Regions from separate parts of the Mus musculus genome. Here all the other regions are linked to region 1. Evidence: chromatin loops called from intact Hi-C (ENCODE). Cell type or tissue: left cerebral cortex. All regions are shown on one strand. Links, peaks and the distances in the headings refer to the core of each region. The heading gives the core; the rest is flanking DNA.

Evidence for each region. Hi-C counts contacts between places; a loop is a spot of excess contacts. Peaks named below come from ENCODE experiments on the same cell type or tissue, not always from the same donor. Only the 100,000 strongest peaks of a DNase experiment are listed, where the experiment ranks them.
Region 2: it touches region 1 in a loop (6-fold over the local background); 3 of 42 quality-filtered maps call a loop at or near these places.
Region 3: a loop joins it to region 1, with 5 times the contacts of the local background. A loop is called at or near these places in 3 of 42 quality-filtered maps.

The regions. Positions count from the first base shown.
Region 1 is chr8:45,589,737-45,600,254 of GRCm38, reverse strand. All of the region lies in intron 1 of Sorbs2 (sorbin and SH3 domain containing 2), which reads right to left. Gm16351 (a long non-coding RNA gene) reads left to right here. Exons shown (of 5, transcript XR_003947381.1): 1 at 1-3,566; 2 at 3,839-3,934; 3 at 6,471-6,587. Among named protein-coding and RNA genes, the nearest start is that of Gm16351, 9.9 kb to the left of the region's middle. In left cerebral cortex, for the core only: no CTCF peak of the experiment used is centred there; DNase peaks (open chromatin) are centred at 2,037, 3,628 and 6,332; H3K27ac peaks cover 1,194 bases.
Region 2 is chr8:45,694,838-45,705,355 of GRCm38, reverse strand. All of the region lies in intron 2 of Sorbs2 (sorbin and SH3 domain containing 2), which reads right to left. Among named protein-coding and RNA genes, the nearest start is that of Gm30635, 21 kb to the right of the region's middle. In left cerebral cortex, for the core only: no CTCF peak of the experiment used is centred there; DNase peaks (open chromatin) are centred at 1,546, 5,054 and 6,179; H3K27ac peaks cover 2,244 bases.
Region 3 is chr8:45,709,483-45,720,000 of GRCm38, reverse strand. The region is part of intron 2 of Sorbs2 (sorbin and SH3 domain containing 2); the gene reads right to left. Among named protein-coding and RNA genes, the nearest start is that of Gm30635, 36 kb to the right of the region's middle. In left cerebral cortex, for the core only: no CTCF peak of the experiment used is centred there; DNase peaks (open chromatin) are centred at 4,362 and 5,502; H3K27ac peaks cover 379 bases.

The DNA of each region.
Region 1 (10,518 bases), core at 1,789-9,788:
TCTGTCTGAGGGTGCGGAGGTGGCTCAGTGGGTGCATGCTTGCTATGCAGAAACCCTGGAGAGCTGGCAGCAGTAGCTTCCCCCTGTGTTCTAGCTCACAGTTCTGTTGCTGAGACAAAAACAACCTGACCCAAACCTACTTACAGGAAGAAAGGCTTATTTCATCTTAAAGTCCCAGGTCACCATGATCATTGAGGGAAGTCGAGAGAGGAACTCAAGGCAGGAACCATGTTGAAATTGTGCCTGCTGGTTGGCTCTTCAGTTTATTCTTAGCTAGATTTTTAACATAACCCAGGACCACCTCCTTAGGGATGGTGGAACACACAGTGGGAAGAGGTCTCCAGCTTCGATTAATAATCAAGATAGTTCCCTACAGACAGGCCCACGAGCTCATCTGATCCAGACAATTCCATGATCAAGGCTATGTTAGCTTTAATTGTCTACTTTCAAGTGTGTATGATAACAAAAAATTTAAACATTCTAGAAAGGGGGAAAAATTCTTATATGGAGTTTGTTGGGTAGGGTGGAAACTTACTATAATTGGTTATAAGGCTGTTTTTATAGAGCAATAAAATGTTCTAATCTTTCCATGCTAGAAGTTTCATGATTTAATCAAATTTCAAATTTTATATCTACATCTCAAAAGAATGAATGTCTATAAATTACATGTTTATAATTTTGTACTGCTTGTTTTATTATTGTGGTAGCGTCTCATTTAGTCCATTCTACATTCTAACTGTTTACCTGGCCAAAGGTGACCTTAAATTCCTATCCTCTGGCACCATACCTGGTTTATATTGTACTAGAAATCCAACCCCCTGGGCTTCTTGAATGCTAGGCAGGTACTCTACCAACTGCACCACAACTCCATCACCTAATTATGTGTCTATAAACCTGACTTTAGCACTTTATTTGTTAGCTTTTGGGTTTCTCTGTATAGCTCTGGCTGTCCTGGAATTCGTTCTATAGGCCAGGCTGGCCTCTAACTCAGAGATCTGCCTGCTTCTGCCATCCTGGATGGTGCTGGATAAACTTTAAAATGACTAAGATCAAGGCACGAAAGCCTGAGGGATCTTCCTGAGAGCAATCTCCCTGGTAAAGCCTAAGGCAAAAGAGTGATAATAGACAGTCAATGAGGCAGAAAGCAAGGCGGGGGGAGGATGAGTCTGTTGCTGATGAGACAGACTGCTATTTATCTAATTCAGTGTTCAAACTCAGGAACATTTGGGAGAGAGAGAGAGCAGAGGAGGGAGTTGCTGTGGATGAGCCAGAGTCTCCAAAAACACTGTGTTTAATGCTTTTATTTATGATATTTAATTTTGAGAGCCAAAAAAAATGATATATTCTACATGTGTAATAAAAACTAGGAAAGTAAGACTGGGCAAACTGTTATTGTAGGATGACAACCAAGATATCGGAAAGTAACTCATGGTAGGCCCCTGATCCCAGGGATGCCTGTGTGTGGAAAGAATGACTGTGGGGGATGCTTTAAAAAATAATAATAAAAGGGGATATGGACCAAAACAATTAGACGAAGCTTATTCTATGAATTTACACTTATCTTCTGTTTGGTAATAGATATAATATTGACAGTATTTTAATTTTTTTGTATTTTAATTTTCTACTGCACTATATTTAAGACAATAATAATTTTTGGTGGGGGAAGGGATAAGAAATAAAACTTGAGTTTTGCTAGTTCTACCTAGCAAAGAAATGGCTTTCTTTGCTGTCTGGGAGGAATGATCAAAGTTGGTTTCCCTCTGGAAACACCTGCAGTATCTTTTGGATGGATGTACCGGTATCGCGCTCTGCCTGGGATGGAGGTGGCTGCTGAGTGCCAAAATGTTGGTGCCATAAATTAAAGCCACTCACATGCGTCCTGGTGGACAATCTCAACTCAGATTCCATTCTTGAAGCCGCTGTGGTCCCTGTGTCTACATCAGCCAGACAGATCAACTCCTCCTTCACCTCTCTAGGTTCCAGCCAGATCCCCACAGAAGGATGAGGGAGTGACTTATGATGGCATGTGTGACATTCCCTTCACTCCATTGCCCTTCCCAGGCTGCTGGACATAGCAGTGACAATTATAGTAACCTTGACTCCATAAGGAATGTGACGACTTGAACCTTAGCAATGAGTCATTCCAGAGCAAGAATTTGTACACTAGCGCCTGAGCTGGTGACTAAGTTGTGGAAGCACCAGGCACCCATCTAAGGAGATATGTTCATGAGGCAGAAATGGACTTCATTAACAATAAGCAAAAATTTTCAAATATCTTTTTTTTTGGTCTGAAAATATATTTGTCCTAAGGACCAAACCTGGTACTGAACTGGTCTATTCAATTTACTACTCAGTGACATTCTCTGGTCCTCTGGATGGCTGTTCTCCTCAAACAGCAAGTAGGCTGCCATCTGTATGAGAGCTAACTGGATCTTTTGGAATCCCATAACTTACTACATTCCTGAAAACTTGGAGGTGGTCTGGCGTGGGTTCTAAATTCTCCAGAAAACTAAGAATCTCCACGTGATCCCCAAACCATAGTTTGCTGTTGTGCTATCTGCCAACTTCAATTAAAGTTGGGGATTCAGTAGCAGTGACACTCTAAGTTGGAGGCTTAGGAATCGTCAGAGTACATGAGTGTCCTGGAATGGAGATGGAGAGAATTTAGATTTCCTTTTTATTTTCTCTCTCCTCTCTCCTCTCTCTCTCTCCCTCCCTCCCTCTATCCCCTCTCTCTCTTTCTCTCTTTTTCTCTCCCATTCTCCCCTCTTCTCTCCATTTTCCCCACTTTCTTCCCCCTCTCCTCTCTCTCCCTCCCCCCTCTCTTTTATAAAGGCTCTAGGGTTGACGCCAAGTGTGTAATGGTTCTTGTGTGCTTCAGGCCTTTATAAACACTGTTGGAGAAGGGGCTGTGGCATGTGGATACTGGTCAACCTACAAGAACCACTAAATGCCTTTAGCCATGGAACTATAATATTGTGGAACAGAAAGAGAAATGGGAGTGGCTGGCCAAGCGATGATTTAGACCTCATGAAATCATAACACACTGTCTTAAACTTTGTATTGGTAAAACATTGGTCATATAAATAACCACCATGATTCTGCATAAATTTATGAAGATGAACTTGGAAAAAAAACTAGAAAAATAACCCTTGCATAAGTGAAAATTTTCATTGTTCAGAATCAAACCCAAATTTTTCATGTCTGTTATAGGCATTCCTGATTAAAAAAAAAAAAAAAGCTTTTAAATATCTCATCTGACAATTAGGTGGATTGGATGGGGACCTGAAGCTTAACCTTCATTTCTACAGTAAATATGTTCTAATCATTTTGAAGTTGCTTTGAGACTTTTTAAGAAGACTCTAGAGGAACCAGAGGAACATATTTTCTCGAGCATGTTTACTGCTGTAGCTTCATCAAAGATACACACGATTGTGACATAGTTGTGGCATAGAGATGATTGTGACATAGTTGTTTCATAGTGAGATGAGACCATTGCAAGCTGGTCTAGAAAAAGCTTGTTGATCTTGGATAATCTTTGTGTCAACTTGATGGATTTAAAATAAGTAAGCTCTGTCCATGTCTATAGGAGAGTTTCTAGATTAGGCTAACTGAGGAGAGAAATGTGGGCAGCACTGTGGGCATGTGTCTTAGACTAAGTAGAAAGAAAAAAAGAAAAAGAAAAAAAAAAGAACTGGGCAAGAGTAGTCAGTGTTCTCTCCCTCATAACATGTGAATACAATGTGACTAGCTGCCTCAACTTTCTGATGATATGGTGGACTGAACCCCCAAATTGTGAACCCAAATAAACTCTTCCTTCCTTACACTGCTTTTTCAGGCATCGTCTTTCAGCAACATGATGGACTGAAACAGACAGTGGCCTTCAAGTGATGTTGAGAGGACCACTTGAATGGCTGATCCTGAAGAATGTGAGGTACCATCTCAGGACCCCATTAGGGTAGGGCCCTATCAGGCTGGCAGAGCATCTTCTTCCTACTCCAGAATTGGTTGAGGTCTTTGTACCTTGGCATGCTGCTGTTGACTCTGGGTTCATTCCAGAGAACAAGAGCCCTCTACTGATCTACTGTGGTTTCTGGCTTGAGCTGTTGAAAGACTTTTTAGCCCATGGTATATTTGAAGTAGGATTTTTTTTTTTTACCTTAATGGAAAAAGTCTTTCTCCATTATTTCAGTTCAAGTGACAAGGAGATGATTCATGAATTCAAAGTGTCGTTATGAATTGACTGCTTAAGCTGTGGGTTAAGGGGGAATCGGTGTTTGCCTCTTTCCCTCAAATACACATATTTGAGATTCTGAAATGAAAGTGCTTTGGTGCAGTGTCGGGATAATTCAATAATAGGCTCTAAAATTCCTTCTCCTAAATAAACCCACATGTTCTTAAAATTAATTTTTTTTAATGCTATCTTTGGTTTTTTTGATGCTTTACCTCTCATTGTAGAGTAGCTCAGCATGCCATGTCTCCCTGAGGGCAGGCATGGGTCTTCATATTATTTCAATTCTTGATGAATGTTCAAATATAAAAGAGCCTTGTTCCATCTGGCTCTCTTCACAGGGGACTGAGAGATGGTGATGGCCAGACCACTTAATTTCTATCAAGACCAAAAAAAGAAATAAAGAGCAGATCTAGATTGCCAGGAAACAGAAGCCAGGCATTTGGTTGTTAAAATCACAAGAACAACTGGATGGCCAACAAAGTCTGCTCTAAATGGCATAAGGGTTTCATCGTGGCTTTCTGATCCACACCCTCCATGGTCATTCCTACAATTGTACAAACCTAACATTCTCCATGATTGTGGCAATGCTAATTCATACTTGGTCTCTGGCTTCTGATAAAACAAAGCCCTTCCATGATATAAATGGGAAGGAGAGGCAGACCTGATTTGAAGATTCCCATGAGAGCTTTTTTTTCCTTACAGGAATGACTGACTCTCTACTTCCTCTTCAAATCTGGGGGAATGCTAAACGTGACTCTCGTGTGGGATACACAGTTAGTGATATCTGAGTTGGAAAAAATGTACACCTTGAGCCATCTGCTTGCCACCAGTCCCCAAAGCATCTTTCCGACGCTGAGAAGCCATGTTGGAACCTAAGATTTTGCTCCACTGACTTAACCCCAATGTTAAGCTAACAATTTTTACAAGGAAGCGTCTGGAAAGAATGAGAAGAGTTTCTTCAACCATGTCAAAACTCAAGCAAATGTATTCATAGCTCTTTGATATGTCATGATTGCCCTTCAGATAAATGTAATCTAAGAGATATCTCTATTTGTAGAAACTAAAAGAATTCTACCCAAAATGTGTCCTGCCTGCAAATTGTGCAGGGGAAAAAGTAAAGCAGAGACTGAGGGAATGGCCAACCAATGTCTGCCCTGCATTGAGAACCATCCCATGGGTACGAACCAATCCCTGACACTATTACTGTTACTCTGTTATGCTTGCAGACAGGAACCTAATATAACTGTCCTCTGAGAGGTTCCACACAGCAGCCAATGAAAAGAGATGCAGACTCACACCTAAGCATTGGAGGGAACTTGGGGAGTCTTACAGAAGAGTTGAGAGAACTGAGGGACCCAAAGATGATAGGGACTCCACAGGAATACCAACAGAGTCAACTCATCTGGACCCTTGTGGGCTCCCAGGGACTGAATCACTGACCCAAGAGCAAGCACCAGCTCAACCTAGGCCCCCTGCACACATACAGCAGATGAGCAGGTTGGTTTTCAAGCAGGTTCCTCAACAACTGGAAGGAGGGCTGTCTCTGAGCCTGTTGCTTGTCTGTCTGTGGATCCCACAACCCTAAATGGAAGTCTTGTCTGGCCTCAGTGGGAGAAGATGCACCTAGTTCCAAAGCAACATGGGGTGTGTGTGTGTGTGTGTGTGTGTGTGTGTGTGTGTGTGTGTGTGTGAGTGACACCCAGAGGGGGCTTCCCCATCTCAAAAGAGAAGGGGAAGGTGGAATGGGGAGAGAACTTGCATGAGGGGGTACTAGGAGAAGAGGAGGCTGACATGGTGATGTAAAGTGAATAAATAAATGAAAGACTTGATGATGTCATGTCATGAGTTATATTTTAAAACAAAACAAACCTGCCTTGCCTCCTCTCCTTCGAGTAGCATTAATCATGTTCCAACTGCCTGTGCTCGAGACCGTCACACTCCATTGTATTTATACTCAGAACATGTGATAGTTAAATTCAGAGGTGGACTTGACTGGACTAAGAGATGCCCAGATGGATGGTAAATCTTTTTGAAGATGCCTGTGAGGGTGTTTCCAAGAGAGATCAGCACTTGATTTAGTAAACTGGGTGAAGAAGATAGGACCTCGCCAGTGTGAGTGGGCAGCACCCATCTGTTCAGAGACTTGATATAGCAAAGGAGAAGTGTGGATTCGCTTCTCCTCTTTCTATGGAAGCATCTGTCTTCTGCCCTTGGACGTCACTCCTCTTGTTCTTAGGCCTTCAGACTCAGACTGACACCTACACTGCTTTACTGGGCATCCAGCATCCAGCAGATCATGAAATTTCCTGGCCTCCGTAGGCATCTATAGATGTATCAAAAAAGCTCTTCAGAGGTATGATAAACTTAGAAAGCCTCTATTTTCTCAGTAATTAAGAAGTCTGCATTAAGATATCTCTAAGATCATGGTTTCCTATTTGTAATTTTATTTAAAAAAAAATAAAGAGAGGAGCTAGAGAAAGTACCCAAGGAGCTGAAGGGGGTCTGTAACCCTATAGGAGGAACAGCAATATGAACTAACCAGTACCCCCTGAGTTCGTGTCTCTAGCTGCATATGTAGCAGAAGATGGCCTAGTCAGCCATCATTGGGAGGAGAGGCCCTTGGTCTTGCAAAGATTATATGCGCCAATACAGGGGACTACCAGGGTCAGGAAGCTGGAGTGGGTGGGCTGTAGAGCAGGGTGAGGGGAGGGTATAAGGGAAATTTGGGATAGCATTTGAATTGTAAATGAAGAAAATATCTAATTAAAAAAAACAAGAGAGAAACAAGAGAGAAAGGAAGGAAGGAAGGAAGGAAGGAAGGAAGGAAGGAAGGAAAGAAGGAAGAAAGAAAGAAAGAAAGAAAGAAAGAAAGAAAGAAAGAAAGAAAGAAAGAAAGAAAGAAAGAAAGAGGGAGGGAGGGAGGGAGGGAGGGAGGAAGGAAGGAAGGAAGGAAGGAAGAAATAAGGGAGGGAGGGAGGGAGGGAGGGAGGGAGGGAGGGAGGGAGGGAGAGAGAGAGAGAAAGAAAGAAAAGAAAGGAAGGAAGGAAGGAAGAAAGAAAGAAAGAAAGAAAGAAAGAAAGAAAGAAAGAAAGAAAGAAAAAAGGAAGGAAGGAAGGAAGAATGAAAGAGATTCTCCTCTTTAAAGTTCCAGTCAAGAAATACACTGTGATTATAAATGATCAGATTTACCTGTAGTCACTTTTAGGAGATAGTGTCTCTATTTCCGAGGTGGGTGAAGAGACTAGGGGAAAGGAAAGAATTGAAAATTTCCATCCAGAGAAAATTTGCCAGTCTCTGATTGTCTCTCGCCTTTCTTTGGATGCAAGAAAATTCTTCTACAATATTCAGATGTTTTCTGCTAGTTTCTATGGGATTTTGAGCTTTAAAATTAAGGCATTTTCTACACAGAGATAATGTGAAGATACCAGAAAAACCAAGAATGATGTCCTTGCATATTTATAAACATATTTAAACCTTGTCATCATATAGACCGTGTTCTGTTTACTTCCTTCAGGAAAACAAACAAACAAACAAAAACAACCAGAGATTGTATATCTTTCCAAGAACCACCTGCTTAAAATTCTCCAGGGCACAGTACTAATCTTATTGTTTCCATGCATTCAGTATTATATGAGCATTTAGTATTTTCAGGTTGATAACTGGCCACCACTCTCTGAAGGCTCATGGAGAACTGTTTTGAGTTTGTTCACATAGTAAATGTACTTGTAGCCACAGAACTCAGCTATGAATACAGACATTTTTCTTTCTTTTTTTTTTTTTTTTTTTTGTCTAAAGACACACATGCACATGCAAATGTGCCTATTTGGGGTCACTTTCATGGGGTACTGGTGTTTATAATAGCAGAGCTCAGCATAGCACAGAGCAAGCACAAGCACTTTACCCAGAGAGCGCCAGGCTCCATTAACCACTTGAAATCCCTGGAGGGAAATGTCATTTCATTAGGAGGCCTCTTGGCTGCTAATCAAGGGCTTTCCATTTCCTTAAGCATATTGATTTGGGAACAACTTTCCTTTTCTGAAAAACAAACAGTTCAAGAAGCACTTTCTGCAGGCGCACCGAGAGAACCTGGTTTTCTTGGGTAAATGGAGGCGTGGTAAAAATCACCCAGGACTCCAGCAGGATGAAAAGCCTGGTGTCTTCTCCAGCGAGAAGTCACTGAGCACACACAAGTCTGAAGGCCACCAAAGCCCCCATCATACCTGAGCACTCTGTGGGGCTTGCAGAAGTGAGGTGTATGTGGAATAATACCAGGTCAGCATTAGGATACCATTTGGACTTAGTCTTTTGCAGTAAGGTCTAGTTGATATTAAAAGACAACCAGGCACCATTTTTGGTTGTTTGGTTGGTAGGATGACTCACACCACATTTTAATGTGCCTTTGTAATTGCAGGCACATAGTCAATACTTAGTAACCATAAGTGAAATATGAATCTCAGTGTGCAACATTGCAATGTTTGTCCACATTTAGCTCTCCTTAAAAAAAAAAAAAGAAAACCAAAGTTAAGTAAACACGAGGATACAAACCAGTGTATGTCTCACATTAACTTCTACTACTCTTTTAATCTAACATCCACTTAAATCATCTTTTAAAACACTGATTTTCAAAAAAATTAAAATTAAAAATTTACTTTAATGAAGTGCTTATTATTGATGTGTACACATATGTGCATGATTGTGTGAACATATGTGCAGAGGTGTGTGCCAGCACTTGAAGAGGCAAGAAGAGTGTGTCTGATCCTGTAGAGCTGAAGTTATAAGCAGTTGTGGGCCACTATATGTGGCTACTGGATATCGATACAGGAATAACAAAGCTCTTAACCACTGAGGCATGTCTCTGCCACTTAACTCATAGTTCTTAGCCAGGGTGCTCTTAGTTTAGAATAAAAAGAAGTGTCATGCATCACAAAGATCATAGGACTCATGGCCAGGCTGGATTTGAACTCTGCTCTCTCCCACATAGTCACCTGGTCTGGCCATGTTACTATCTCTGTTGAGTTTTAGCCTTCTCCACAGAGACCCAATAATAGCATCTAAAAATTGTCTATAGGTCAAGTTCCTTAGCCTGTGGATTTCCACTTCCTCCAGTAAAATCCTAATGATACAAGTCTAAACTGTGGCAAAATAGAAAATAATTATGTGTTAATATCATGATGCCATTGGTTGGCTTGTGGAATCTGTACAATAGAAGTGATTGGTTCCTTCCGTCAGACTTCATACTTGTCCCACCCTCTCATATCCACAGGTAAAATTTTTGTAATCTGGGCAAAATTAAGAATTAATTAATTTTAATTTAATTAATTAATTAAATTTCTTCCATTGGGGGTCCTATGTTCCATCCAATAGATGACTGTGAGCATCCACTTCTGTATTTGTCAGGCACTGACATAGCCTCACAAGAGACTGCTATATTGGGGTCCTGTCAGCAAAATCTTACTGGCATAAGCAACAGTGCCTGGGTTTGGTGGTTGTTTATGGGATGGATCCCCGGATGGGGCAGTCTCTGGATGGTCCTTCCTTCTGTCTCAGCTCCACTGTGTTTCTGTAACTCCTTCCATGGGTATTTTGTTCCCCATTCTAAGGAGGAATGAAATATCCACACTTTGGTCTTCCTTCTTCTTGAGTTTCATGTGTTTTGCAAATTGTATGTTGGGTATTCTAAGTTTCTGGGCTAATATCCACTTATCAGTGAGTGCATATCATGTGAGTTCTTTTGTGATTGGGTTACCTCACTCAGGATGATATACTCCAGATCCATCCATTTGCCTAAGAATTTCATAAATTCATTGTTGCTAATAGCTGAGTAGTACTCCATTATGTAAATGTACCACATTTTCTGTATCCATTCCTCTGTTGAGAGACATCTGGGTTCTTTCCAGTTCTGGCTATTATAAATAAGGCTGCTATAAACATAGTGGAGCATGTGTCCTTATTACAAGTTGGAATATCTTCTGGGTATATGCCCAGGAGAGGTATTGCTAGATCTTTTGGTAGAACTATGTCCAATTTTCTGAGGACCCGCCAAACTGATTTCTAGAGTTATTGTACCAGCTTGCAATCCCACAAGCAATTGAGGAGTGTTCCTCTTTCACCACATCCTCGTCAGCATCTGCTGCCACCTAAATTTTTGATATTAGCCATTCTGACTGGTGTGAGGTGGAATCTCAGGGTTGTTGTGATTTGCATTTCCCTCATGATTAAAGATGTTGAACATTTTTTCAGGTGCTTCTCAGCCATTCAGTATTCCTCAGTTGAGAATTCTTTGT
Region 2 (10,518 bases), core at 1,404-9,403, 110 kb before region 1:
CCCCCCCCCCTTTGCATCTTCCCCTCCCTCCCAAGACTATAGTTCCAGGCAAGTTTTCAGGACGCTACCCTTTATTTCCTTCACATTGGGGTCTTCAGGATGTTTCCTGCCTTTTGAAGATCACAGTTTAACCTTCATCAGCATCTGAACAGCACACCAGGGCTGGGTGCCCACCATATGCTAAACATTGCCCTGGATCTTAAGGGAGTCATCTTAGCTCCAGTAAGTCCCTGTTGAGGAGCACATGACTGGTTGACCAACTGATATGATTGGCTTGGGTTCTTGTGAGTTTTTCCCTCATTGAGATTCTTCCTAATGGTTCTTAAAAGTGAAGGCTCAATGCCCTGGTGTAGGAGAATGCGAAGGCGGGGAGGCGGGAATGGATGGGTGGGGGAGCACCCTCATAGAAGCAGGGGGAGAGGGAGTGAGATAGGAAGTTTCCAGAGGGGAAACTAGGAAAGGGGAAAACATATAAAATGGAAATAAAGAAAATATTCAATTAAAAAAGATATTTTCAATCAATGATTAAAAAAAATACACATTATTAGAAGCACATTGTGAAGTAGTCCCGAATGCCTTCCTTCCCATACAATGTAATAGCTCCTTGCCTGGAGGCAGAGATTGACTTCATTTTAACATGATGAGTTAAATAAATGTGTTTTCACTATGAGGCAGCCTTGGCTTGTATCACCTCATCTGGCCTTACTTCATGGTGTACATGGCTTCTCAGGGGCAGAGGCCATATTTTATTTAGATTTTTGTTACTATATGTCTTATATATTTACTACAGAAGGAATAGAGTATTATAACTTGACTTTAAATTTAAGGGCCCCCTTTTAGAAGCTTCATGTTCCATAGATATATAATCTATAGAGTTTGCTTGATAGGAACTTTGTCAGGTTGCATTAGAGTAGTACATGCAGCTTTGAAAACCATACTTAAGGTGTCATAAACACACACACATGCACATACACATGCACACACGCATGCACATACACACAGACATGCACACACACACACATGTACATACACACACACATGCACACACACACACATGCACACACAGACAGACACACACACACAGAGACACACACACACATGCACACACACACACACACACACACACAGAGGTGCACATACACACATTTGATGGAACTTTAATGTATAATGAGATAGATGCTTATTTTCTTGCTTTTTTTTAAATACTTCTCTTTGTAAGTATTAATATATTAAAACCTTATGAAAAGAGACACAGGAAAAAATAGAGTGACATAAATATAGTATGAGAGCCTGGCCCTGGACCAGGACTGCAGAAATAGACGGGAGAGAAATGGATCTGGGAGGAGAGTCCGTTTTTAGGACATTCGAGCACACATCTTTAAATATGAGACACATTTCTGGAAAGAACATCAAGTCCTGAGGGTACAGTGTTCAGTTGCCTTCTTTTAAACTTGCTGTGGCTTTTACAGAGAGTCACAAAAGTGTGAAAGGAGAGGAAACCTGAAAGCATGGGGACAGATTAGGAATCCCTAATAGATTATCTCCACAGAGGCCAGGGCATCAAAACAGTCCACACAGACACATCCCTTCTCACTGCTTGATTCCGTTTCCATGGTTACCCAGTGAGTCACTTCAGGCAGCACTGATGGGATCAAAGTAGCTTCAGCAAAATATGTTCTCATCCTTTCTGAAAAATGGGTAGAATATCAAGGAAAGACCACCTTTTATGCTGATGTCCTCTTGTTTATATAGCCATGACGGCTAGCCAAATCAATGCAGGGTCAACAGACTTTGGTAATGTCTCCTCATATGGTAAAAATACATAGAAGTAAACATTAGAAAAATTTAGCAAATCTGCTGGTGTTTTTGGTACTTCTGTGTAGGGCATTTATAGTGAGCGAAGTTTACTTGGATAGGTCAGTGCTTTTTTATTTTTAAATTAATGGAATCTTAGCAGGTTTGTTGTCAAATCCCCAAACTAGACCTTTTATCAGATCATTGGGGTGCATGATGAATAAAGAAATGTTTGAAGAGATTAAGTCCAACAAGTTCTTTCAACAAGACTGTCTTCATTAGGAAGCAAATTGCTCACTGAGGTAATTAAATCATGACGATACAACAAACATGGTTTCCCAAAATGCCCCCTGGCTTGCTTATTTTATGATAAAAAAATATGTTTATCCTACATTTTAATGTAAAGCAAGATGAATAGCTGGTTCAGAAGAAGTAACTAAATCCAAGAAAACACACCTTGATCACCATTGTGAACTACTGGCTAATGTTTGTCTGAGAATATGCTCAGGGTAGACTTGGTACTTTTCCTAATGACTAAGTCTAGGGAATATGATTGACTTAGAGATTAACTTGTCTTTGTGCTGTGGCCTTATGCTTACAATTTACATGCATAACATAATTATTTGGCCTTTAGTACATTCAGATGAAATAACTTCTGAAGAGATTACTGGGCTGTTCAATAAAAAAAAAATCTGTCTTTCATCTATGCAGGTAGAACGAGGGGGGCATCAAGGTTCTGTCTTCGGTTACAAAGATCCAAGGTCTTATAGATGCTTACGATGGCTGTGATTCCCACTGGTTGGGGGTCTACATTTGTTGAGGGAAACTGGCCTCAGTTTCCCTTGGTTTCTACCTTTGTCTTTACCTCTCACTCAGATAGGAGCTTAGCTTGTCAAAAGAAAACCAAGCTAATAAACAACCTGCCTCCCCGGGCAAAGAGTTTGTGGATGGGAATGTCTTGAGAATATTTTGCTAGGTCAGCATACACCATTGTGCTTGACACCAGAAATCTGAGCGGATCTGTATGTGCACGGAGAAACATTCCTTACAGCCTCAACCACGGACACGCAAGGGTTGGGAAGATTAGTGTTTGGTCAAAGAGCCACGCCCTGGCTAAATCTGGTTGACCAAATGTCTCCTTTATTCACCAAATCCTTACAAACTGAAGCACAGTATAACACAAGTTATTCCAACCAGAGAGCCTTCCCTAATCCTAAACTCACTCATGGTGACTCTAAGCTCAGGAAAAAAAGTAAATTAAGATGACGGCATTCCCCAGGCTCTTACGAGACCTCCCCGGTGTCTTAAACAGTCAATCAAGCAGTTCATTAAGTCACACTGCTTTGATGCTTTGGCAAAAGAAAGACCAGAAACAAATCCCAGCAGTATGTCTATCTGGCCTGGGATGAAGTCGGTCTGATGACCAGGTCCCTTGCCAGCATTGACCAGTGACCTCACCAGTGCGTTCTCGGGGAAGACGTCACCCAAGACACAGAGTCAGGCTTCCCACGTTTCCTACCTCCGATGTAAAATCAGACCAATAAGACAGAATACTTAACTTGCTTCTGGTTGCTGTGAGGGTTAGATGACAGGTGTAGAGCATTTACCACAGATAATAGAGTGTGGGTAGACACCATGACTGAAAGCTGGACTCCTAACACTCAAGGATGGGAGAAGATTGTATTAAGTTTGAGACCATTCTGAGCTGAAGAACCAACTAGTAAAAGACAAACAAACAAAAACATGCCTCAAACCAAACAAATACCCTTAAAATAAGGGGCTGGGAATAGCCTGGTCTGAAAAGCACCTGATGTGAAAGCATGAAGAACTGAGGTGAGGTCCCCAGCAAGTAGGAACACCAGGAGTGATGGTAGATGCTATCATCCCAGTGCCAGGGAGGTGGAGACGGCAGGTAAAGCTCTGTGCCTTATATACTGGTCAGTCAGTCTAACCTAACTGGTGAGCTCCAGGCCAACGACAAATACTGTCTCAAAGGAGGTGAACAGTATTTGTGGGAATGGCACTCTGGCTTAATCTCTGGCCTTCACGTGCACACATGAGTGTGTGTGGAGAGAGAGAGAGAGAGAGAGAGAGAGAGAGAGAGAGAGAGAGAGAGAGAGAGAGAGCTATAGAAACTTTCTTATTTTCCTTTCTTCTATTTTCTTATCTGGTAAAGTGTGTCTTCCCAGTATTGAGCAAATAAAACTTTGTTCAGGGAACATATACTTTAAAACTGTTACGTTGGAGAGATGACTCAGAAGTTAAAAGCATTGGCTGCTCTTCTGGGGGTCTTGAGTTCAATTCCCAGCAACCACATGGTGGCTCAAAACTATCTATGATGGGATCTGATGTCCTCTTCCGTCATGCAGGAATACATGCAGATAGAACACTCACATACATAAAATAAATAAATCAATCTTGTTATTTTATAGTATAGAACAGAGTTTATTCAGGGCATGGGGAGGGGAGTTAAGAGAGTAGTAGAGGCAGAGAAAGGCAGAGAGAAGGAGAGAGTAGGGAAGTGGAGGCCGGCCATGACCATGTGGAGGGGGTGGGGAGGGGATGGGGAAAGAGGGGGATCAAGTGGCATGAGGCAAGAGAGAGGCGAGAGTGTAAGAGAATAAATAAATCTTTAAGTATATAGAGTTGACAAAGAAAGAGAACCTGGGACGAGTGTTATATGTTTGTAATCATAGTTATTTGGTATACCAAGGCAGAAGAATTTCAAGTTCAAAGTCTGGTCAGGCTGAAGAGTGAGCTCAAGGCCAGCCTGGGCAAATTATGGAGGCCCTGTCTTGAACTAAAAAAAAAGGTGGGGGAAAAGTCTGAGGACTTTGTTTGCTGGTAGTGAGCTCACTTAGCATGAGCCAGACCCAAAGTTTGAGCTCCAGTGTGGTGATACAGGGTTGGGTAGGTGTAGCCTTCTCTTTGACTTTCTATTCATTTCTCCCTAAGAAAAGCTCTCCTCACGCACAGCACTCCTTCGTGTGGTCTATCACGGTATTTCCATCTGAGATTTTTCCCCACATTCCATTTCCTCAATAAGTAAAGAGAAGGGTGTCTCTCGTCTGCCCTGAGTTGGTTTAGGCCAGCCCTCTCCAACCTGACAAATGATGGTCACAGTTCTGCCGCTTTGGGAGCCAGGGTCTCAGAGCCCAGTTCTTGTCTCTGGTCTGTGAGCACAGGGAGTGGGCAGATCTTCAGTTTCCTGGGAGAGGGCTTTAGGACTTTCTCACTTGCCTTGCCTTAGTCTGATGAGCCATTCACACTCCAGATGGTTCTGTTCAGTTTTAGACCGATCACAATCTACTGTGGTGGTGGTGATGTTGGTGGTGGTGGTGGGGATGGTCGGGCGCAGGGCTTTCATGTACAGTAGGACTTACATAATTTCTTTTTTGGGGGGAACTCAGAGAAATATAACATACTCAATGTTAAGAATTTCAATGTTTAACATTAGAAAATATCTAGCTTTCAGTATTTTACCCTGAGGGGTGTTACAATTTATATATTTAATTTCCTCTGTAGCTAATGGAATTTTGTTATCAAAGAATACTTTCATGCTACGGAGAAATAGTAAAAACATTGGGTTGGAAGTCTAATATACAAGCTAATATTGAGAATATAATTTGAATTTTTAAAACATCAACATTAATTTTATCAAAAGAAAAAGTATCCCCAAATACACATTTGTCACCCAGATGGTGAGCTGCAATTTTTCAAGTACTTATTTCCTTCACATTCAGTTTATATTAAAGAAGAGCTCTTTTTTTTTTTGGTGTCATTCACTAGATAGAGCCCTGAATTGGCAGTGGAGACTTCTCTGTGAGGATGCGGACCCACCACTGTCACTTAAAAGTCATAAGTCATCTTCCTTTTATCTGTTTGTAAATATCACTCAAATGGACACTTCATGGTTTGGCCTTTACATGTTTCCCAAGGGCATATCAGATAAAAAGTTGGTCAGCATCCTATGGTACTACTGAGAAATGGAAGAAGAGGTTGAAGAGATGAGCCAAGTAGGAGGAAGTGAGGTCACGGGGGTGGGGTGGGATGGGGTGGCCTGAGACAGGACACTGGGACACAAAGCTCCCCCCACTTGTTTTACCCTGCTTCTAGGTCTCTGTGATGTAAACAGACTTCCTCCACTGCATGTTTCAATACCCTGATGTTCAGCTGCAGCTGAGCATTTGACAGGGCAAGTGGCCACAGACTAAAACAGATCCTTGTAAGTTGATTAGATCAGATATTTTGTCATAAAGATGGCAATCTGACTAACAACGATGCCATCAGGGTGTCAGAGAAAACGTATTAAGTCATATGCTTCAGTAGCACTTGCTATTTTGTAAAATAAGAGCAGCATTTGCATGCAGAAAGTTGTTAGAGAATACCAGTAACTCAGTTATTTCTGTCACTAACAAGACAACCTTCAGAAAGTGACTAAAATGTCATTCTAGTCCCTCTGAGTCTAAAATGTCAGAGAACCCTTGTGTGACTGCTCCAGCCGTTGGCATAGGATCCTGGTTGCAGCAGTTGCTATACACTGGGTATCTCAGAACTAGAAAATTGAAAAAGCTCAACTTTACCCTACCTTAGAGATAATGGGATTGCATAGATCTGGGCTTTACTTACACACATCACTGCTTGTGCAGCTGGGCAGCAAGTCCTAGCCTTCTTGTCTCTGAGTAAACAGGAAGGATGGAGATGGGACCAGCGAGAGGAAGTTAGGTCATTGGAGCTGTGCCTTTGGAGGGGATGGCGGGATGTTAACTATCATGGATCTGGGAAGAGATTCCTTCCTGTCCCAGCTCAAAATTCTACCCAATCTTATTCTTCCTGACACAATGATACGGTAATGTAAAGACAATCAGTGGATATATTTATACTGAACATTCCTATGGAGACCACTAAATTGGTCAATATTCTTCTATTATGACAAAGGCAACTCACGGTCCTATCTGTTTTGTAGGGATTTCTTGTGGCCAAGTGACCACACACTGAGAAGGGCTTAGAGTTTGGAAAACTCAAATGGTTAATTTAAAAATCCTCCTTTCAATGATGTTCAGGGTTTGCTTGAGTGCACAGTGTCATCCTGGTAATTCCAGTAGAGACTCTCGGCCTGCACACTGGAAATAGAGGAAGAATTGGAACTCAGAACAGACTATTCCTCCAAGTGGAAAACATGTCAGATGGTTAATGCCGATGAGGAATGTCAATGGGCTCTAAAAGCAGCATAAGGCAAAACAACCACCTCACTAATCACTTCCTATCCTATCGACTTAGCAAAATATTTATAAAATACATTTTCAGTGTCATGCCTAATTAAGCCTCTTGGTATTCATTTTTCAGTGAGATGCTCTTTGTCATTATACTAAAAACTGTTACAATAATCAAAGACTAGGAAGTACTGTCAGTCTGTCACCTACCAATATCTGTAAGCCCATCTATCTATCCATCTACCCATCTCTCTCTCTCTCTCTCTCTCTCTCTCTCTCTCTCTCTCTCTCTCTCTCTCTCTCTCCCCTCTCTCTTTCTCTCTTTCTGTGTCTACCATCAATTTATCATCTATTTACCTGTCTGTCTCTGCATCTGCCCATCCACCCACTCAACCACCCATCCATATTTTTTGCTTCAGGAAAACTAGCACACAGACTAGTATTGGTTATAATAATGGCAAACAAATCCCACAATCTTATACCTGTGCCCCATGGGTGATCTTCCTTTAAAAGCATGCACATGTAAAAACAATGACTTACAATGGAGGAAGTAAATTTTTTCCTATACAAAATAAACCATCAGCAAAGATGGAAAAATTCAGTGGAGATCAACGACCTTCTAAATTGTTTTCATGACAGCAAAAAATTCCAGGGCATTTCCTTGCTCTCCAAAGTCAAGGCAATCAAAGAACATGTTAGGATGTAGGAAACTCCATCCTGTTAGAGGATTATCTCAGATAGAGTGTGTGAATAGGAATGGCATTGAAGTATGACAGAAATAATTAAAAACAAAGGGACCAATTACAAGGAGATTCATAGCACCTAGGAAAATGTCTTAGGGAGATGTTTGTATGTTCTTTAGGAGTTCAAGTATTGTCTGAGAACCAAAGTGCCTGGGTGATACTGAGGGACTATTAGTCTACTCCTCTCCTGTATTCTAGTTCTGCTTACAAATAACTTGGAACAGATGCCCACGTTTTTCCCTAGCTCCTACAGAGTGGATTCGCTGTCTGGGCGTGGAGGAAAGTGAATGTTGAGACTGAGAAGCTTTGAACTTGCAGGAGATATTTTGAAGCTGTTGTCTGCTTGGTGAGACTCCATGTCTAATAGTCACTATGGTTGGATGAGTTGTGTCTTCCCAGAAAGTATGCTGAAATCAGCATTCATAGCACTCAGTATCCATGAAGGTGGCCTTGGTTAGAAGTAGCATCCTTATAGATACAAAGTTAACTGAGTAGGGCACCTAAATGCAATGACTATTATCAAGGGGGAATGAGGGCAAGAAAGACTTTGAGGTTGATGTGGAGACAGTTATGAAGACTTGTGTGATCACAGAGGCAGAGACTATGATCTTGTCACCACAGTCATGGGACGCCAAGAATTGCTAGAAGTCACTAGAGCCTTAGTAGAAGCAAAGAAGGAATTTTCCCTAAAACAGTCTCAGAGGCAACCTAGCCCTCTTAACTCCTTAATTTTAGTGTTCTAGACTTGGGAATTGGGAGATAACAGAGTTACCAAATTATTGTCCTTTGTTTCAATGGCCTTAGAAAGCTAATATCTGGCTGAAGTATAGACTCGGAGTCTTTTGTCAATTAGCAACTCAAGGACTCAACTCTGATTTAACCCAAGGGGATATGAAAATTAAGGAACTCAACACTGGGTGTGTGTATATGAAGGTGAATTTGTGAAATATTATTCAGTGGTGTATTATATAAGCAATTTCAGAAGAAGAGAGAGAGGAAGCCATGTAGCTAGCAAGCAAGCAAGATGATCCTAGTAGCAAGAAGCATGGGGTAGTGACACCCCAAAGAAATGAGGTCTCTGCCCATTTTCAATTCTGGATCCCAGTGGAGGCCAAGATTGAAAAACCATGAAATTGTATTAGAAGCTCTTTGGAGGCCTTCAAAGTGTTAACTCTAAGTGTCTATATGGTAAAAAAAAAAAAAAAAAAAAAAAAGTGTATTCTACCTACTGAGAAGTTATAGGTAGGCAGGCACTGTCATTAACAAGCAGAGAGTATCATGGAATGGTTGCACGAACAAGTAACGAGAACAAAGATGTTTTAACATTGAAAATAACCCACAGAGTTTTATAACATCACCACTGAAATATGTCTCAGTAAACTCTGAATATTAAAATGTTATATAATACAATATACATAGTGAATACTGATGCATATTCTCCAAATTTCCAACAATTTAAAAGTAGTACATCAGATCATTAATGATATGAAGAAAACATTTTTGGAATTATGAACCAAATTCAATTAAATTAAAAACCTCATGACTCTTCTTTCGTGAGGGAGTCCTCTTAGAGGTGAAAGGTGATGCGGTCACTAACAAGGGAGAAGTTTGTGACATGATCTTGATGTCTGAATCCCACCTGAGTGTGGGGACCAGTGCAGCTTAGGCCTGGCTAACATCAGGCATATCTCAGAAGTCACCTAAATCTGTACAGGCGGTTTCTTCTTTACCTTATATATATTCACAATTACTCACTAGATGTTCAAAGTGTTTGAGTCTTTCCTTAATATGGAGTCTTGTTAGACCAGCTACTGTGTGAGTAAGCTCTTTAGCTAAAGAAGTTATGTTTTAAAGTTAAAAAAAATCAAAAAGGGCTAGAGAGGAGAATGCTTGGCTTTGGGTTATAACATTTGCAGTACTGAGCAATAGGGAGAAAATGTAAAACTGGTGATGTTGAAAAAGGCCCGAGAGGCGGATTCTGGTTTTTTGTTTGTTTGTTTGTTTGTTTTTGTTTATTTGGTTATTTTGTTTTGTTTTTGTTTTGGGGGATTTTTGTTTTTATGTTTTTCTTTTCTTTTTTTAGTTTTGGTTTTGGCTTTGGTTTTAGTTTTGTTGTTGAGATGCATGCCCCACTCCACACTGTGGAAAAGGGTGGCCAAGGCAAACACACGACTGGACTATCTCCATGTTCTATTTGAGTGGAAGACAGGTCAGGCCGTTCATGTCCTCTAAAGTTGGTAGGGAGGAATCAAGCAATTACAATATGTATTGTATTTTCTAACAGTCTATAATGACAAACATGGATTAAGGTCAGAAGGAAGTTAGTACTAGATATTCAAATGGCCTTTCAGTGAAACAAGTCACATTATTTGAAGTCGATCTCTAACTAGGCATGTTATTTCATAAATATTGCCCCATCTGTAATTGACAACCTTGCACTGTCCCGAGTGGGCAGGAAGCTGGGTCTGGGCAATGCCTGATGACGGGGATACTTTTCTTCTGGCTGGCATCTCTATGAGAATGAAAACACTTTTAGGACAAGGGTAGAATGAAGTTACTCTTCATTGTTTTTACAACCCACTCAAGAGATTTCATCGTGTGTGCTTGGGATGTGAGTTGGTGACAGAGTACACGTGAGTTGTGTAGTGTGCCCAAGGCCCTCAGTTCCACCCCTAGCAGCCCTAAGTAAACAAACACAATCACTAAGCAAAAAGAAAGTTCTCTTGAGATTCTGTCCTTCCCTCCCTTCCTCTGCAGTCCCCTAGGGG
Region 3 (10,518 bases), core at 1,337-9,336, 120 kb before region 1:
AAGGTTTCTTTTCCGTTTAGGAAGTTCAAGGAGATAGTCATTTTTAGCACCAGGGCAACTCTGGAAATATTACTGTGGTAGAGATGTGAGCCAGACAGTCTCAAAGAGAGTAGAACGAGTCTGTGCTCCATGATGTAACAAAAACAGTCAACATTGGCTGAGCACAGTGATGCAAGCCCATAATCCCGAGAACTTGGGAGGTGGAGGTCGGGAGAACAGAAATCCAAGGTCATCTTGATTATATAGTAAATTCAAGCATAGTTTGGGCTGTAAGAATTCCTGTCTCAAAGAAATGACAGTCATTGTGGCCCCATGTGTCATTAAAGTAGCAGCCTATGAATTAATTTTGCCACATGTTGATAGTGAACACCACTTTTTACCTTTTTTGTTTGTTTGTTTACATTTGTGAAATCAGACATTAATTGATCTACTTTTGGATTCTGACCAAGGGTATGAATTCAGTTAACATCAGAACAACTCTGTGCACCCCGAAACTACCACTTCCCATTGGGACCTTCATTTTGAATTCTGTAAGTGAAATATTAGTGACTATCACTGATCTTGAAGTGTAACGAGAAATTAGTTTTCTCAATTATAACAACTGTCATCCATTAATTGGGATAAGTTAATTGGCTACGTGCATGGGGTTAGAGCTTAACATCTAATCTTTTGGGGTTTTGTTAAAAGTACAAGTGATGAGATAGTCTCTTATTAAGCTAACACATTTGCATTTTAACAGACTTTTAATTTTTTTTCAAAAGGAATGCTTCTAACCATGCACAAGGTCAGCAGGTTGGATGCCATGATATTTTTGAGCAGTGTCTTGCAAAAACAAAACTTCAACCTGTGTCACCAGCCTCTCACTGCACCCAATGATTCCAATATTTGATGCATATCAAGGTCATACTTGAACTTCAGGATTACATTAAGCCAGCACCCAGCAGAATCACAGCAGTCTGTAAAATGTTAATACACTTCTGTCTGTATGTTAACTGCTTCAGGCTTTTTTCTCCTCATTTAGTCTCCTAAAATCTTCACAAAAACATGTTTTATGATAACAACAAAAAAGCAATGAATCTTGCAACCTGAATTCCTCAAACAGTGATTTTAGCGTTTATCTTATGGCATCTTTCTAACATTTGATTCTATGAAAAGATAAGGAACTGTATTGTGAGACTACAGATTAAAGGGCTTATAAATCATCTTGTTAAAGGTAAATAAATCATAATGGAATGTCTTATGATAGGCTTTAAGGCTTATAAAAAGTTTTCTCGTCAATGTATGTTAACATTTGCAAATAAAAGAATTTACTTAATCATAGTTAGTTTTAGAAATAGTTGGTTCTATAATTTGCCTAAACTGAGAGAGTTGATGTTAAGACTAACATCATTAGTATTTATTCTCTTACAATACTATAAGGTAGGATTATTCAAACAGAAAAGGAAGATCTTGAGGAAACTTTATCTCAGCATTAAATTTGTCTCCTGCAATCTGCAGCGTTTCCCTCCACAAACTACTCCTGAATTCTAAGGAAAGCATAACAAATTGGGGAAGGGCTTACAATAAGGCCCTGCCAAGCAAGGGGCAAAGGCGGCATCACCATTATGGGTAATGGTGTCTGATTGGATTAGAGGCATGTTCAATAGGAGGAAATTTAATTCCTGGTATGGTTATCCTTATTGATACCCCTTGGCTAAAGTCATAGGCCCTTGGGCTATTGATAATTTGCTAAATGGTCATGCTGTCAAATTGCTTCCCAGATATTCATGTTTGTATGTATAGACCTAGGCTGCTTTTAACCTTGGTCTGGGAATTTATTTTTTTCTTGAGCAGCAGTCACTGGAAAGATATGTAGCAAATCAAAGAGCTACAGATAGGAGACTGAGTGTTCAGCCCTAAACAATAATATCTATATTAATTCTGTTACCACCAAGCCTTAGGGAATATCATAGATAACAGGAAGATTGTAAGAACCAGAGAACAGTGAGGAGTTCTGTGATGTACAATCTTTACATATTACAGTCATAGACTCACAGAAGCTATAGTTGTTTGTGCAAGACCTGCACAGAATCAAGCTATTCAAGCCTTACCCTCTATCGAGGAGCTATTGTCAGTAACTGTGGGGGAATCGCCTATTGGTTTATTTTTATGCGATTATTTTGCCTACTTGTATGTATTGTATCATGTGCTAGTCTGGTATTATCAGAGGTCAGATGAGGAAAGCAGATCCCCTGGAACTGCAGTTATAGATGGCTGTGATCTACCATCTGGATGCTGGGAATTGAACCTGGGTCCTCTGCAAGAATAAGGACTTTTAGCCAAAGAGGCGTCTCTAAAGCGCTGGAGAAACATTCTCTATGGTGTATATGGCAAATGGTAGACTTTACATACTCCAGGGAATGGCTCCACACCCATACATGAGTAGTACCAACTTGACTTAGTCTTGATTTAGTAGGTTATATATTTTTTAAAAAAGACATGAAGTTGTAAGGGTATTGGGGCACTCAAAAGGGAAAATGAGGGGTAGATATAATTATGTGTTATCATATACATATATAAATATCTCAAAAATGAAACATCTTAAAATAATAAAATTGTTTTATCTTAAAGAAATACATCAACTATAGCCTACAGGAATTGAGGACAAAGAAAAATGTTATTGACAGTTTAAAATCAGGATAAACACTAATAAAATTGACTGCTTCTATAGACTCTAACTTATCAGAATAACAAGGTACTCCATTACACTTTAGAAATACCTTGAGAGGGGAACAAAATACTCCCAAGAGGAAAAATAGAGACAAAGTGTAGAGCAGAGACTGAAGGAAAGGCCATCCAGAGACTGCCCCACCTGGGGATCCATCCCATATACAGTGACCAAACCTGGACGCTATTGCGGGTGCCAGGAAGTGCTTGCTCACGAGAGGCTCTGCCAGATCCTGACAAATACAGAAGTGGATGCTTGCAGCCAACCATTGGACAAGCACGGGGTCCCCAATGGAGTAGTTGGAGAAGGGACTGAAGAAGGTGAGGGGGTTTGCAACCCTGTGGGGGAGCAACAGTGTCAACTGGCCAGATCCCCTAGAGCTCCTGGGAAATGGACCACCAGCCAAAGAGTACACATGGAGGGACCCACGGCTCCTGATGCATATGTGGCAGAGGATGGCCCTGTCAGACATCAGTGGGAGGAGGGGCCCTTGGTCCTGTTGGGGTTTGATGCCCCAGTATAGGGGAATGCCAGGGTGGGGAGGCAAGAGTGGGTGGGTGGGTGGGGGAGGATCCTCATAGAAGCAGGGGGAGAGGGGATGGAATAGGGGATTTCCAGAGGGGAGACCTGGAGAGGGGATAACATTTGAAGTGTATATGTGCTGCCGAAGCGAGCACATACATTTGAAGTGTAAATAAAGAAAATATCCAATAAGTGAGGGAAAAAAAGAAATACCTTAGAAAACAAACTTTAAGACTATTTTATGTAGTACATAAAAAAAATTATCTCATCATTTGAAATATAATTGACTGAAAACATAGCCTGAGCTTAAATCCTTTAGGAGCATGCGGAATGATGGTTTCATTCACATTTCCCTTAAGTATAAACACCTTAAAGACAGTGTCAGTGAAGAATAAAAAAAATACTCAGTGCCCAGTGGGTAAGTAATAATATACATTAATTGCTCCATGAATTTCAGTGGAGCGTGTCACAGCATACATTTCAATGAAGGCATTTCTTTAGCTTCCAATGAGAAGTGCATAGCAAGACCCTCACCAGAAGAAGTCTTGCTGCTTGAGAAATAAATAGAAATGGGTGCATGTTCTGTGTTGTGGAGAGACAGCGGGCACAGGAAGAGAATTTCAGAGCAAATGCTCATGAGCCAGACTGGAGTTGTTTTAAGGACCGGCAGCATCCCAGCAACCTTTGGTTTCCAAACAGTAACTGGAGTAGGGGACCATGCTGCCCCCCATTGATCCAGGTTATAAGCAGTAGCATTGAACCGGGAGCCCAGTCAGCTTTGTCAAAGCCCTTTCTGCCATATGCAGATGGGTAATTGTAAAAAGTCCCTCGCTTGCTTTGTCTGAGTCAGAGAGAGTTTCCTCACCTAGAAATAGGGCTGGCAGTGCAGCCCACCTCTTAGGGTTGTGGGAATAATTCATGGATCAAAATGCACAGAGCTCTTAGAAGTGGGGCTGACCCACAGTTGCCAACATGGAACCTCCTCTGCTAGCAAGAAGTGAACATCCCCTAGCCTTCAAGGGTGTGAATCCTGGATAAATTATTTCAAATATGGAATCCTCCTTCGCCTTGGTCATCATTCAAATGAATTCCCCAGTCAGGGTTTTTCTGCATAAACGATTTTAAACGGAGTTGGATTAAGTCATGGATTGGAGAGACAGAAGGAAGTATTCTCAAGCCATATTTGTTTCTTTGCCTCACAGATGGCCGAATGAAGTCTGTGTTGATCGCACCTTCTTTTGGCTCATTAAGGCTCTGAGTGCTGCGGCTTCCTGGGAGTGAGTGGGAGCTCGTTTGATTGACTGATCTCAGTACAGCAGACTTCACGGGCAGAGACGATGCCCACTGGGGGAACACGTCAGGAAAGGCCAGGTTGCAGTGACGCAGACCACCCTTGTGTGACAGATGTCTCTTTACATGAAGAAGGTGGAAGAGGCTTTAGCAAAGACAGCAGCAGAATGGCAAAATTATTACTAGCGACTTCTAATTGTAATTAGATTTTCAACAACAGAAAAAAAAAAAAACCAAACAGGGTGCAGCTCTTGACTTTCTTTCACGTGAAATTTCCCATGTGTGACATTTTGTGTGTGTGTGTGTGTGCTTTTGGGCTCAGTGGTATCATTCAAAAACCATGCTCATGTGCCTGTAGGCGATTAAAAGACCCTAATGAGCAAGTGTGGGGTCTGTTGGCTTTGAACTTACACGTTGCATGCTCTTACCCTCAGACCCATAAATTATTCCCTGGGAGTAATCTTTAGTGAGTTGCTAGGCGATGGCCAGTTCATGTTTTCCTTTGATTATAGGGCATAACTGCTCCATTGTCAACATGCCAAAAGGAAAAAAAACCCACTTACTTCCAGTAAGATATTAAGACACAGACTGTTTTGAACAAAAGGAGGAGATGCAGAGAGCCAAGAATGTGTCTGGTGTCAGAGCAAGGCTGTTTTGTTCTCCAATTGTGGTCCTGCATTCAACATATATTATTAGTTTTATGAAATTATCCAGTTGTTTACTAATTTCTTAACATAACAGCATTACACATAGGTATGAGAAGATGGGTACCTCACCACAGAAAATAAGTGCTTATAGATATGTGTAGCTTTAGGTCAATGGAGAGGATGTGACACAAACTAAGAAATACAAGCAGGTCAAGTGAGTTAAACTAGGAATAGAGAGGAAACATGAAAGGGAAAAGACCAGAGCTCAGTCTACTGCTTGCTGTGTGTACACTTACGAGAGACGTCATCTGGCTTTGCTCGTAGTCAGGACAGTACAGTGAATGAGGTGGCAGTTGCTTCCTAGCTGGCAGACATAGAGAGAGCCACTATATGTTGTTCTTCATCGGTTTCCACAGTCATAAGCAGGTGAGGATCAGAGGGAAGATAGGATGAGATGATGTACTCAACAGAAAGATCCCTGGCATAAAACCAAATAATACCCCCAGAGCTCGTGTCTCTAGCTGCATATGTATCATAAGATGGCCTAGTCGGCCATCACTGGGAAGAGAGGCCCCTTGGTCTTGCAAACTTTATATGCCCCAGTACAGGGGAATGCCAGGGCCAAGAAGTGGGAGTGGGTAGGTAGGGAAGCAGGGCAGAGGGGAGGGGTATAGTGAACTTTTGGGATAACATTTGAAATTTGAAATGTATATAAAGAAAATATCTAATAATAATAATAAAAAAAGAGTAGGCCAATTAAAAAAAAAAAAGACAGAAGCTGCTGTTTTCCCTGAACGCAATGCCATAGTAACCAAGTATGAGGATTGATCATACATAATTTCAAATGATGGCTTCATGTATTAATATAATTAGCATTATATTAACCAATATAGGAAAAGTTTGAGAAATCCAAGGGAAAACTGAGAACTGTTTGCTACATCATTAGTTCTTTTTCATTGCTGATTACTACTTTATTTAATAATTATAAATTTGTCATATATATGTATATATAACATGTTATATATATAGGTATATATGTATATATATACACATACACACACACACACACATACAATGTCACTAAATTTGGGCAGTTTTGAGTGTGTGTTCAAGGCTCTGTTTACTGCATCTAGGATTACTATGCTATTCTGAGAGTCAAGACCAGAAAGTGTTTTTTTCCATGAGCTTGACGTCCAGAGTGTGGTACTTAATTAGGTGGGTGCCTTCAGGTCACTCTCTACCTGTCCTGTGTGCACTTTTCTTCTTCATTTGCACAATGAAAGTCAAACATGTGCAAGAGTTCCGACACACTCCCTTTTTTTATAATATCATAAGGCCCGTCGTGAGCTCTCATCCCCTCTCAGTTTGGCTCAAAACTGACTGACAATGTGTAAACCTGCTACAAACCGAAGGCCTCTGGATGACAGACTTGGCCCTGCCAATGAGCCCAACTCTCTGCAGATGGACTGCTAGATTCTATGAAGCAGCAAGCTTGCCCGGAGACACTTAAGAAGAATCTGGTTTTCAGAAACTCACCTTGCCTATTGTCTGTCGGATCAAGACAATGGAGTAATGCATTAGGTAATATGCAGTAATGTTAACATCACAAACCAGTGGGCAGGCTGGAGTGTTATCTAGTCCATGGAAGCAGCAGGTAGGAGCTGCAGTTCTGAATTAAGTCAAGAATAAGCCAGGAAGAATGGAATAGCAGTCTTGCCTGTTTTACCGAGAGTCTCAAATCAGCGTGTAGTGTACACTACAATGAATTATTCAATGTCACCAGGCTAGGGCATTCTATACTAAGCCGATTTGAACAATTTTCCCCTTTCTCTGCAGCATTTGGTTATCAGTTTCATGACATCTAGAGTAACAGTTATACGGATCAATTTCTGCAACTCCATCCCTCAACCTACTTTTTTTTGTCGTAAATAAACCAAACCAAGGCAGAGGGCTAGAGCCCCATGCTCCAAGAATGTTTGTCTTGATATCTTGGTGACAAGCTGAATTTGGCTATGACTAGCTTAGCAGAAGGTGTTAGGTTTAGCTGTAAATGAGTAGCGCTTGACAAGGTGAGACATCTTCCTTCAATTGTTGAAACGGCCCAATGACGTTCCTAATTGACGTTTGGAAACAAAGCCCCAGTAGTACTGCACATAAAGTCTCTTATCAATTATAGTTAGGTTATGCAGCAGGGGAGGTAACATCCTCAGATTCCTAAACCTTCCCTTCTTACCTCTTATTTATAGGGATCTTAGCTAGACTCACGACTTTACCAGGCTCCGGTTACAGTTCTCAGGTTCTGTTGACCACATTTTAGCCAGTGGGCCTGAGAGGACGTCATGCGGGCCTTTTTCAAGAGACTACACTCTTTAAAGGAAAGGTCCTGCTTGCCTATTTTTTTGTCCTTTTCGTCTGGGTAGAATGTCAAATGTAGACTTTGTTTGGGTCTTAAGTGGGACCCAAAAGGACCAAAAGAGAAAGGGAGGGATTTTTGTTGTTGTTGTTTTGTTTTTGTTTTTGTTTTTTTTTTTTTTAAAAAAAGGCAGAGCTAAAACCATGAAGGAGGGCCTGCCAACTGTCCAGCTGCCTGCTTGCTCTGGGTCAGACATAACCACCCCCTTCCCGGAAACGGAGCCACTGTGGTGACCTGAGTGAAAGGCCCATGAGATTAGGCCTCTTCCACCACAGAGGTAGAGTGGCTTAGTAGGCTCCGAAGACTTCACGAATCACCAAAAGTCTTCCTGGGGTTCCCCTCTTCTCTGAGATTATATAAGAGATCAATTTTGTCTAGGATGAGACTTTTGGTGCTTCAGTTCCTTAAAAGTCACCCACGTTCCTGAAATTACCCCCAGTAACCTCACCAGCAACCCAGAAAGACTTCACTAGGACCCTTTTTTTTTTTGGTCTATCCTTGCCCTTTTTGTATGGAGTGACTAGGTGTTTACATCACCTAGGAAAAGTCACACAAGGCTGGTACACTAGCCCTATACTACCGGCATCTTTATTCACATGGTGGGCAACAAAGCTTTCTCTCGCTAACGCCTCTGTGGCTTTTAATGTCGAAAAGTAACTGAGCTTTTAGCCACAAGAAATGTATGAGCACAGGTGGAGGCTAGAAAACTCGAGCACTCTTATTAAATTTATATTTATGCCTCATTATAAGGAAACCGTCCCCAGTTTTATACCGAATTTCATTTTCCTTTAAAGCAGTGGTTTTTCTGACTTTCCTAATGCTGTGACCCTTTGATATAGTTCGTTCATTTTTAACAAAATCTCAAACATTTGATTTTATCAAGAGAAGCTTGGGAGGCAGATGCTGGGGTGAGGCAGAGAAAGCACCCAGCTGACCTTCCTCCTCAGCTGATATCCCCAAAGGAAGTTCTCCACCATGCTCAGAAATCCCTAACCTCCAGGTCCCTCCTTTCTACTTCCTGTGTGTCTCTTTACCTATCCTCCCCACTCCCTCTTGCTCTCTGTCTTCTTTTCCTATGTTCACTTCCTGTCAACTGGTTGCTGGCTCCGACTCTTGGCCTATGGTTGACTTTATTTAATCCTCCTGTTTACAGTAAACAGAAAGCTCTTGGATTAAAGGTGTGTACTAGGGCTGAGCCAACCACAACTAGAAACGGGTTCTTCAGGTAAATAACACAATCTTGGGGTTCACAGCTTGTTCAAATATCCTGCAACTCACTTCCTCATGTTGTAGAATTTTATGTTCACTGCTATTTTATACCTGTAATTTTGCTACTGTTATGAATTGTAATGTAGGGGCTGGAGAGATGGCTCAGTGGTTAAGAGTACTGCTGACTGCTCTTCCTGAGGTCCTGAGTTCAATTCCCAGCAACCACATGGTGGCTCACAACCAGCTGTAATGGGATCCAATGTCCTCTTCTGGTGTGTCTGAGGACAGCTACAGTGTACTCATATACATGAATTGTAATGTAAATATCTGATACGCAGGATATCTGGTACAGGATCCCTATGGGAGTTGCAACCCACATATTGAGAATCACTGATTTAAACTGCCATAGACTGACTTAGACATACTTCTGACCAGATGGTCAGTTAACAGAAGGTGCAGATGTAATTACTGTCTCTGATGTGGTCCCAGGTCATACTACACTCTCTTCCTTCCCCTCTCCCTCTCCTTGCCTTATGATATCCAGACAGACAGACAGACAAACTATACATTCCTTGAGAAGACCTAGGTCTTAATCCATTCCCTGAAGAGAGGGAGTGTGACATTAGCCACATTGAACCAGTGCTATGAAAGTTTAGGTTCTGACCACAGCACTGTCATGGCTCCACATGACTAGAGACACTCTAGTTTGCCTCCTGGCGTCAGGCTTCTCGATTTCACACTGCGGTGATCCACAGGTTCCTACTTGGTAGGACTGTGGAGAAGACAGTATGAGCCCGAAGGTAATCACTAGGAAGACAAAGGTAATGTTCCTCCTCCTCCTCTGGAGCTGTGATAGAGGAATGCTTGATTTGTTGTCCCTCTGAGGATAAGATCACCATGGTGAGGGATGGGCCTTTCTCTTAACTTCCCGTAAGAACAACAGCCAGTGGCAGGGCCAGTTTTGAAGCCCAGATAGGGAAGTTTTTGGAGCAGGCAGTGGAAGTCTTACCTTTTCCTTTTGGTCATTTTCAACTAGAATTTTGACCAGATGTGCAAAATATAAGAGATTGGGAAGCAAACATAGTGGAGAAAAAGCATTTTACTTTGTTATGACCAGACAACACCCCTAGGCCATGACCTCAACAAAACGAAATGTTTTACAGTAAAGTAGAAGAAAACACCCAGATCTTCCTGTATGCCAGAAAGAAAACAGACTGTTGTTCGGAGAGGTTAAGTAAATCACTCGAGGAATTGCTCCGTGCCAGACAACTGTGGCCTTCTTAGAATTACAGTCTCTTATAATTAGGGCCTATGTTGCTCAACTTCCAAGTGATTCAGCAAGCTTTTCATGTGAGAAGAGTGCATTCTCCCTGCCCTGCCCCACAAAGCTTCTTTTTTTTTCTTTTTAGCAAAATGTAGGGGGAAAAAAAAAGATGTGGTTTTGTTGTTTAGTTTTGTTTTGTTTTGTTTTAGATCCTGGCCCAAACAATACTTTGAACATCCAAGTCATATATACACATGAACACCATTGATATCTATGAAAGAGTTGTGGATTCTGTGGGAGATTCTACAGCAAATAACAAATTGTTCAGAACAAAACCATTCTGAACGCTGGTCACAAAGTAACAGTGTTGCCTGATGAAGTTTCTTGACTCATCTGAAAAGAAAGGAGCAGGGCTTCATGAATACATAAGCTAACTTTCTCCCTTTTACTTCAAACAAACACATGA